Linked DNA regions of Homo sapiens: regions 1 and 3 are each linked to region 2. Evidence: chromatin contacts called from ENCODE Hi-C or POLR2A ChIA-PET data. All regions are on one chromosome and are shown on one strand. The core of a region is the stretch at or near the end of the contact, and the rest is flanking DNA. Distances in the headings are between cores, read along the strand shown.

Region 1 (3,197 bases), core at 650-3,149, 240 kb after region 2:
TGTCTGTTTAAAAGTTTTTGCAAATTAATTGTGGTTAGGATGTTTCAAACTAACACAGTAAATAGATTTTCACCTCAAAATTGTACCTACTTAAAAACATTTAAATTTTACTTAATACTGACTTTTAGGTTGATTCTTCAGTAAACAAAGTGAGAGCTTGTCATTAACTACCAGCAGGTGGTGGTATTCACAAATAGGGTACAAGAAATACTGAAAGGGCTATGAGTATAACCAATATGTGGTTCAGATTTATGGATTATGGATTTTAAAACATTTTTAATGGAGTTGTCAGCACACTGAAACTACTTCCATTCCCATCTGTTCCATATGAATGTGGAAACTTGGAAGTCACCTTAAAATATGTGCCTGTAGAAAGTTTTGCATTAAGAACATTGGGTCTCTTTATAAAAGCAGACAAATATTTTCTATTTTTAAATATTTAAATTTTCTGTATAACAATGAGCTTCAAACATGCACAAGTATCCTGACTCTTCCAATATTTTGGGGGCCTCTAGGTTTAGAATCTGATCTATCTTCTATTCAGGGCAGACACGTATCAAGAGGGAGCACTGACTGTATACTTTAGCCAAGCTAACCTGAGCAAATGCTGAATGGTGGGCACTGTGCACACAGTTGCTATGGAGAAAATATGTCCGTTCTTGTCTCCAAAAAAAAGGTCCCAGGTTTCAGAGGATACAGAAGCAACAAGAGGCGGTGAACTCCAGTCATCGAGTCAACAGCTTCAGGGGCTTTAGGAACAGGCTGAAATTATTTGGTTTTGACCGCCAGATGACCTCCATTGCTGCCCAGTCTGATGGACAGTCGGACCATTAGTTCTTTTAACACACATTCTTTTCCTGAAACACAGACACCACTCTGCGTTTGCACAGAGCAAGAAAGGAGAGCAAACGAGAGTGTCTGAAAGGGAGAGACAGAGACGTACATTTGCAGAGAAACTTCTAAACCAGCCGCAACCCTTCTACTGTTTTAGGGCCTAGGACTAGAGGAATTCAATCCAAGCAAAGAGACATCAGCTTTTTTTTTTTTATCTAACTTAAAAATCTGACTTTAGACTACAATTAGGCAAGATTATATCTAATAAATGTCCAAAACAAAAACATGGAAATGGTTAAAATTGATTTTTTGTATTTTCTAAAGCATTTGATATCTAGCTTAAAAATCAGCAACACTACTTTATATATATATACAAAATGTATACATATATATGTTTATACATATATATATACACACACACAGAGATCAGAAATAAAGAGGTCTTACTATGTTCTACCTAATGTTAGTTCAGGCTTACTGCAAAATTGTTTTCCACTACATACTACCCAGTTCTTTGAAATCCATTTAATGAGTTTAATTCCCAGGCCACATTACTGTGGTATATGAGATTCAATGTACATTTTATTTGTTTTCTTGGTATGCATGTGTTTTGATGTGTGAATGAAAAGTAACTTTGGTCTTATTATTCTTATAAAACAAATCAGGAGCTAAGCTTTGCTTTCAGACAACCTATTAATCCAAGGCAAAACTGAAAAGCACAAAGATTGTACTCCAAAGAGACCCATAAAGATACTGAACTTTGCCAGGAAATGGGGAGGGAAAAGGGAGTAGAAAAGGAAATTTAGGTAGAGGATAAAATTTTCTATAGATGATGAATCATTCTATCTTTAAATAAAGCAATACTTAAACTTACATTTAATCAAATCTACAAAACACACACACACACACACACACACACACACACACACACCCTCCATCTCCATTTTCTTGTGGTTGTGGCTGACAGAACTGTACTTGTCCCCAGCCTCTTCTGATTTTCCTCTTGGGATAAGTGATGAGCTATGCTGCAGTCAACGAGGAAACATCTGTTTGACTTTCCGAAGCTGGCATGGGGAGCTGAAGTCTGAATCACAAATGCCACTTTCATAAACAGGTCTCCCACAGGAACCTTGCTAAAAACATGACTCTACTGGGGTGAGCCACAGCTCTGGTGAGTGATGGGGAAGGCTGCTCTCCTTTCCAGCTATTTGAAACAATATACACTTTTTATAGGATTTGTCTGTGGTGGGATTTAATGAATTCCAATCTGTTAACAGACGTACCTGAATCCAGTTTTAATTTGGGAAGTTAGTTCATACTGAAGCTCCAAAGGCTCTAAATCTGGGAATTTTTAATTAGTAAGAAAGCTATGGCTGGGTGCGGTGGCTCACACCTGTAATCCCAGCACTTTGGGAGGCTGAGGGAGGCGGATCACGAGGTCAGGAGTTCAAGACCAGCCTGGCCAACATGGTGAAACCCCATTTCTACTCAAAATACAAAAAATTAGCCCGGCATGGTAGCAGATGCCTGTAATCCCAGCTACTTGGGAGGCTGAGGCAGGAGAATCACTTGAACCTGGGAGGCGGAGGTTGCAGTGAGCTGAGACCGCACCACTGCACTCCAGCCTGGGCCTGTCTCAAAAAAAAAAAAAGCAAGCAAGCAAGCAAGCAAGCAAGCAAGCTATGACACTGTGGTGTGTGGTTACTGTGTTCAGAAAAGACACACAAAACCTCAAATTATTTTTTAAGCATATTGACGTGGTACTTAAAAATCAGCACACAGTTTTCACATTTTATTTTATTCTAGTATTGTTGTCATCAACAATGTGAATAACTCAGAACACCACTCTGGCTAGAGGTGTGTCTAACACACCCGAACTGTAACCTTTCTCTTTCCCTCCCCCCATGAAACTAGGGAGAAAACACCTTTGGGAGCTGTATCTGCCCAAAGGCAAACTCCTGTGGCAGGTGGAACAGGGAGCTGGCCATGCTCCAAATGCCTCCCCTGTTAGAATCTTCACATCTGCATGTCTGTTTAGGTTGTCCAAGTTTTCAACTTAACTTATTTTTAAAACCTCTTTTCTTTAGTTTAGTGATTTTTCTCTTTATGAAAAATGACTGCTTGCTGTTTGATTCCTCTCTTGGGATATTTACTCATTCTCTCCTGAACAGGGCTCTCATTTCCTTGTCAGCACTTGGTTTGGCTGACATCACTGTATGATTATTAACCTGTGAGTGAGCTGGAAATATTTCCGAGATAATCTAAACACACACCCACACCTACACACACCCACACACACACATACACACACACACTAGCCTAGTCTATTCAACTGAAGTATTTGGCAAAAATAATAGATTTTA
Region 2 (3,434 bases), core at 545-3,044:
TGTTGCCCAGGCTGGATTGCAATGGCAAGATCTCGGCTCACTGCAACCTCCGCCTTCCGGGTTCAAGCAATTCTCCTGCCTCAGCCTCCCCCAGTAGCTGGGATTACAGGCACCTGCCATCATGCCTGGCTAATTTTTGTATTTTTAGTAGAGACGGGGTTTCACCATGTTGGTCAGGCTGGTCTCGAACTCCTGACCTTGTGATCCGCCCGCCTCAGCTCCCCAAAGTGCTGGGATTACAGGTGTGAGCCACTGCGCCCGGCCTGTGACTTTTTACTACTACTCAGATCAAGATAAAGAACATCATTTGATTTTTAAAGGCGTTTCTACTTTCAAATATCTCTTAAATCCCTTCCTGCCTTTTAACCTCCACCCTCACCCCACTACGGAGTCTAATCAGTCTCTCTCTTTCTTTCCCCAGTGCCTGGCTCATGGCAAACACTCAAATATTTGAAATAATGAATCAACAAACAAATATTGTTGAATGAATGAGACCTAAATTGGAAGGAAATGGAGGTCTGTAAGGTTGTGCCCAGACTGTTTTGGGTAAATTATTCAACATTACCTGCATCGGCCTCCAAAGTTAAAGGGTATCTAGTAGGAATTTAGAGGTAAGATTTTTTTTTTTTCCCCCGCTATATAGCAAAGTTTCAAAGGGTGGTTAAGGGCACAGAAAATTTGAGCCTCGGGCGGTGTCCTGCTCATCCCCCTGCACCCCACACCCAGGCCTGGCTGGCCCCACCCCCGCCAATCTTTGCAGCCCTGCAAAGCGCCCAGCCCGGCTGCGGTCCCGCCAGCGGGGAGCCATCCATCACCGCCTGAATGCCAGCCAACCCGAGCAGCCCCGCCTTCCTGCCAGCCAATAGCCGGAAGGCAGGGGGCGTGCGGGGCTCTAAGTGGTATAAAAGGGGTCCGAGGGCCAGGCCGCGCTACCTCTGCGCCCCCAGTTGGCTCTGCTTGTTGCTGGCGTCCTGTTCCGTGCCAGAGCCCCCGGGCCGGTGTTTCTGTGCGTGCCGTCTGGCTGGGCCCTGGCTCCTGGGGTCTGGGTTTCAGACGTGCCCCGGTGCCCATTCTGCTGGAGGAAAGAAGAGGCCCTGAGGCCCCCTTCCCTTATACACTTGGGGCCCGCAGGGTCGCCCACGAGGGCAAGGGGGTGGAGGAATGCAGAAAGATGCAGAGGGGCCCTGGGGATGGCAGGACACTGGAAGGCAGGCCCTGGCTGCTCTCCCGCACGGAACCGCCGGCCGCCCTTCCCGAAAACCAGTCCTCCGCGCTCCCCTCCGCGCCCGCCGGCTCCGGCCTGTGGCAGCGCTAATGAGGCAGTCTGGAGGAAGCCGGTGCCAGCGGGCAGGACTCTGGGCGGCAGGCCAGGCTTGTCATCCTGGCGGCTCTGCCGAGCTGCGGGCGCCACGTGGGAGCTGGGGGCACAGCAGCCGGCGGCCCTCCACCCCCAGCGGGGTCTCCGCCTCAGCCCCCGGAAAGCTGGGCCTGCAAACTCAGGGTCCTCTGGAAGGGGCAGCGCCCTTCCTTGCCGGCCCTCCCGGGTCCTCTGGCAGTGCTGCGCAGCCCGCTCTGCGCTGTCCTCTCCGCCGCGGCGTGGGTCCGTCGGCTGCTTCGCAGCCGCGCCGCTCCCCACAATCCCTCAGCCATCGCGGGCGAGGACACCTTTCCGGTCGCCTCTCGGCATTGCCATGCCCCCTCAGCCCCTTCCTTTTAACCTAGTACGGTTACTGTGTGGGCCAGGGGTTCGGATGGGCCTAGGGCAGGGATGCGCGAGAAAGCCACTTGTCCCCAGCAGTTCCCCATCCGGAGCCCCGCCCTGCGAAAACTACACCAAACACGTCAACCTGAGGCTCAGTGTTCCCTTCCGTAAAATGGGGAGAGCATCGCGTAATTCACAGGATTCGGTGAGCCAGTTTGTGTGAAGGGCCCAGCCTCCTGCCTGTCCCTTTACATTCCCGTCCCTGCTACATTGGAATAGCAGGGCCGAGGCGGGCGCGACCGCGTTGCTAAGAAGCGCATTTGCCCGTCCCTCCTTGCGGTCGCTTAAGGGTGGTGGAGGAAGCCAAGCCCTGGGTGTGGCCGCATATTTGCCAAAATATTTCTGGAAAATGTCTCCTTTCTTGTCGCCATACTAGCCCCTGAACTCCACGGAATTTAACCGAATACTCTTTTTTTTTCTCCCCTTCCAAGAGTTGCCATTTTGCATTATTTACTGGGACGGGTTACGTACTCAGCGCTTACAATGTAAATGTTTACATAACTATATCATTTTCTCTAATTGCAGAAGTAGTCAAGCCCGTTATAAATGTCCAATCTTAAACAGTTTTATAATGTAGGACTTGAAAGCCGCAGGGACAACTTCTATTAAGGTCCACGGCTCGCCACTTTCCCTCCTTCGCTGAAATTCCTGTGCCCACGCTGGCGCAGCACTAGCAGGGTGGGTCACGCGTGCAGGTTGCTAGGGCAACGTCCTGTCGCCGGCGTCGGAAACCAACCAGTAACTCTCAGGAGCCGGAGTCGGGTCCGCCCTGGGGGCGGAGTTAGTCAGCAGGTCGGTCCGGCGGGAGCGCGTTTCCTGCCGGTCCCTGCAGGTGGCACCATAGGATCGCGGATGCTTTCCTGGGGCGGGGCTTTCCTGGGGCGGGGCTTCCCGCAGTGCTCAGCGCACTCCAGGGGCGGGGCCGGGGTGGAGCCGGGGTGGAACGTGAGCCACCAGCTGCAGTCCGCAAAGGATCGAGGGAAACGAGCTGTCCCGGGACGCAACGCTAGACAAGCTCAGGGACGCATTTACAGGGACGCAGAAAGTGTACGCGTCAGAGAGTGGAAAGGAGAAAACAGGTTCTGGGACGGCGACAGAGAAGGGAAGTCGTGTCGCCCAGAAAGGCTATACAATCTCCACCCTTCCCGTTTGTCCCTGCGACACCCTTTCACCCTCCTGTCCCTCCGGACCTGCAATTCTTCACACCCTCTGCAGCGCACAGGGTGCTCAGGACACATGTGCACGGTGGGGGCTGGCGATGCTTCCTCGCCCCCACCACCCGCAAGCTTGCAGAGAGCTGTAGTGCCCAGGATGTATGCCAGGATAGGAATTCCACGGTTCCAGGCATGCCAAGAAAAATAGCCATGCTGTTTCTCGGTTTGTTCAGAGGAAGCCTTACCTCTCTTCCCTTCTGGAGTTTGGGAATGGAAAAAATGACTCAAGGAATCCCCAGCGGAGCTACCATGTATGTACTGCATTGCAAAATAGGGGTACCATATTTTGCTCTCCCCTACCTGGCAGTATGCGCCACACATGGGGCTCCGTGGTATCAGCGTCGCACCCCCTCATGGTGTTAAATAGTCCCCTTTCCCTTGTCCCACATCTCTGCCCAATCACACAACCACAGGGACACGCCCCACCCTGGTACTGGATATCCCCACGATGAGCCACA
Region 3 (3,252 bases), core at 319-2,818, 140 kb after region 2:
TTAAAAAACCAGTTTGTTTACGGTCAACACTACTATTTGTAAGATGGTTAGCTGGAACTAGGGGTTAACTTATGACTGAGGAAGAGAATAAAGTTAGCTGGCCTGTGTGGGATTGAATTCACTCTCTTGGCCTTATCAGCAATTGCTCAAACCAATTGAGTTAACGAGCTCTGACTCCTCCCCCATACATAATTATGTTACAGTCTTGTTTATCTATAAATGAAATAAGAAGGCAGCTTACCTAGCCAGAATGTTTTCAATAGTATTACATGGTAATAAATTATGTACATAGTGATGACCTTTAAGCACAAGTCCCTGAGAAAGATTAAATTTTGATTGGCATGGTTTTGGTATAATACCAATTTTATTGCATTTTTTATTTTATTATTTTTATTATTTATTTATTTATTTATTTTTGAGATGGAGTCTTGCTCCATCGCCAGGCTGGAGTGCAGTGGCGTGATCTTAGCTCACTGCAAGCTCCGCCTCCCGGGTTCAAGCAATTCTCATGCCTCAGCCTCCCAAGTAGCTGGGACTACAGGCATGTGCTACCACACCTGGTTAATTTTCTGTAGTTTAGTAGAGACTGGGTTTCAGCATGTTGCCCAGGCTGGTCTTGAACTCCTGAGCTGAGGCAGTTCACCAGCCTCGGCCTCCCAAAGTGCTAGGATTGCAGGCGTGAGCCACCACGCCCGGCCTAGCCTTGTATTTTTAAATGTGAAAATGGTTCCTGAATCTGGATTTTCATTTAAAACTTTTCCTAACAATTATGAATAAATGGGAATTTATATTGTGAGGGAGCCATGGGAAGTGTATGACATGGAATAATTCTGTTTATGGTGACTAAATCAAGAATGAAAAAATTGACTTTCTATTTAAGCCCCACACTTTCTGTCCTTACCTTGCTCAGAATACGGATGAGGTCACCCCGTTGGAAGGACAGTTCATCTGGCTGGTCACCATGGCAATCCCATAGGCCCTGGTAGTAACTGGCATAGTCTACTGATCAAAGAGAGGAGAAATCAAAGTTAAAAGGACTCTATTTTTTCCGAGGTACCCATGTTTTTGCTGCAAATGGAAACCAGGGTTCTGATATTGCCCCTAGGAAACCTCAGATTAAGGGGAGTTGAGATGAGATACAGCCAAACACTCAGCATGAGCAAAGGACTATGGGAGAAGGAGATCATTAACTAACATTAAATATTTACAGATCACTCCTAGTAGGATGCCGTTCAACAATATGATAAATATATTTATTTATTAATAAAAGAAAATCAGGCAGGTAATTTTTCACTTGGTTTGTAAGTAAGCAGTGCAGAGGTTTCCCGCCAGACTTTCCTGATCCAGGGCAACTAACTATCTAGTTTTTCTCTTCATTATGCATTTGAAGGATCAGAGTAAATCTGTGACTTCTGCCTATTTACAAGAAAGGCTTAGTCAGCCAGCAGGCTTCTGGATCACAGCTCACTTTTCGGCCTTCTTTGTCCATAGGAACTTTGTCCTGGGAACTTCCCACCTAGGTACTATATGAGGTAATCACCAATAAATACTGAAACGAATAGCCCAGTCTTTAAGTGGAACCAAGGGGGTGTCTCATCCATTACAACTAAATTCTGGGTGGGCTGGCCCTTTTCCAGCATCTCATTTGTAGACCTTGAACATGTCTGCCAAGATTTATCTGCAAGCCCCAGGGGAACAGAAACCAAAGTGATCTGCATTAAAAATGAAAGCAACTGAAGACGACAAACCAAGCTTTAGAAGCAGCTGGAGAGATTTACTGAGCTTCTCAGCAGAACTAGATGGCAATGATGCCACAGGACAGCCATCGATTCTTAACAATGAAGAATTTGTATTGATCTTCTACCCGGAAAGGTTAAACACTAGAGTACAAAGTGGGAGAGGATCTGGGGATTTGAATGGCAGGAGAGCTAATGCCCACTAGACCAGGCATGCTCCTTTTTCCTTGGGGTGCTCTGTATCAGAGCTGTGAACAAAGCACCTACAAAAGATGAAATTCAATAGATGGGAGTCAGGAGTCCTGGGTTCTAATTAAAATTCACATGATTTTGGGGGACTCTGTTCTATAGATTTCCACCTTTCCCTTTATTCATTTTACCCTCCCATGAGCAGTGATAGTATTGGTGGCTGAGGATAGGGCAAGTGGGCAGTAGGGGCACAGACACCCTCCCTATATTTGCTTTTTTTCTACTTATTCCTGACTTACGAGCAATTTAAATAATAAAGGCACGGAGGGACAAAATCCCTATATGTCTCTGGAAGAGAATTTTGGTAGGAATCTTAAAGGGTACAAAAACAGAGGAGGGAGAGAACTATTTAGTTAAAACTCAGATATTGCAAACAAAAGTAAAAATGTCAACCATATAGAAATTCAGGCATGTTTTCTTCACACATAAAATTGTCTGTGTGTGCAGTAGACAACAGAGGGCAGCAAACAAGATAACTACTGTGAAAACATTCTGCCACAGAGTTGATAATATGTTTGGAAGAAAAATACTTTGGGAGAAATATGTTAGTTATTGAATAGACAAAGCATTCATTTTTGGAAATATTAAGTACATGAAATAATAGAGAAATATCAATCCCTGAAAAGTGAAAGTAGTTTTCCCAGAGGATATATTATGAATTTTCCATTTTAATGGAGTTGATTAATTACCCCAAGATTTTGACTAAACTCAGGAATGAAAGAATATTAACATCAATATTTTTCATGGATTTATATATGGTAGAGAAAACCATTTTTGTAAAAATAGATTCTAAAACCATAACAATATTTCTAAGTGGTAAGGAGACTAACAAGGTTATCTTGGTCTTTTCTGGCCTAGCAGATAGTCACTTTGGAGTACGGTTCCCTACTGTGTGCCTGGATATGGGATAGGTCCTAATATTGAGTGCCTTTTTGGTGTATACATAAAAAGTGATTTGACATTGGGTATATATGGGCCTGGGAGAACATCTGGAAAAAGATCTATTCTAAAAGCACAAAAGATCACAGGGAAAGCAAGAAGCTAGGAGAAAAACAGAAGCCTTCCAGGAAAAAAATAAAGATAGAAAAGGTCTTTGATATTAAAGGCCAAAAGAAGACAGAGTTCAGGAATCCAGGAGATGGTTTAGCTCAGCCCAAGAATAGGGAACTTCAGTCAGAAGTAGAACAGCTCCAAAAAAACAGGCAGAATGAAGGGCTAAAAACTGGGAAAAGTTTGAACTTGCTAGCTAGCTAGAAGTATTCTCTAT

What was found. A loop is a pair of places that touch in the nucleus more often than their neighbours do. ChIA-PET counts read pairs that join two places held with the same protein, here RNA polymerase II (POLR2A). Pooled maps may share reads with other maps.
Region 1: a pooled map shows a loop between it and region 2 (9-fold over the local background). The contact joins two enhancer-like sites. A Hi-C loop is called at or near these places in 2 of 168 maps with a recorded cell type or tissue (K562 and PC-9), 6 of 37 single-sample maps with no recorded cell type and 10 of 50 pooled maps. POLR2A ChIA-PET finds 5 or more read pairs at or near these places in 1 of 52 experiments (OCI-LY7).
Region 3: a loop to region 2 is called in a pooled map, with 4 times the contacts of the local background. The contact joins two enhancer-like sites. A Hi-C loop is called at or near these places in 3 of 50 pooled maps. POLR2A ChIA-PET finds 5 or more read pairs at or near these places in 5 of 52 experiments (H1, PC-3, Panc1 and 2 more).

What each region holds. Positions count from the first base shown.
Region 1 is chr17:48,263,019-48,266,215 of GRCh38, forward strand. All of the region lies in intron 4 of SKAP1 (src kinase associated phosphoprotein 1), which reads right to left. Among named protein-coding and RNA genes, the nearest start is that of SKAP1-AS2, 30 kb to the right of the region's middle. Within about 2 kb of position 1,900, at least 6 of the 41 ENCODE cell types and tissues checked have a DNase peak (open chromatin) inside an H3K27ac peak, as active enhancers do.
Region 2 is chr17:48,022,662-48,026,095 of GRCh38, forward strand. No RefSeq gene overlaps it. Among named protein-coding and RNA genes, the nearest start is that of MIR10226, 8.5 kb to the right of the region's middle. RefSeq lists a silencer at 1,712-1,841. Within about 2 kb of position 1,795, at least 33 of the 41 ENCODE cell types and tissues checked have a DNase peak (open chromatin) inside an H3K27ac peak, as active enhancers do.
Region 3 is chr17:48,161,568-48,164,819 of GRCh38, forward strand. It overlaps SKAP1 (src kinase associated phosphoprotein 1), which reads right to left. Exons shown (of 13, transcript NM_003726.4): 11 at 902-1,002. Among named protein-coding and RNA genes, the nearest start is that of MIR1203, 6.7 kb to the left of the region's middle. Within about 2 kb of position 1,569, at least 3 of the 41 ENCODE cell types and tissues checked have a DNase peak (open chromatin) inside an H3K27ac peak, as active enhancers do.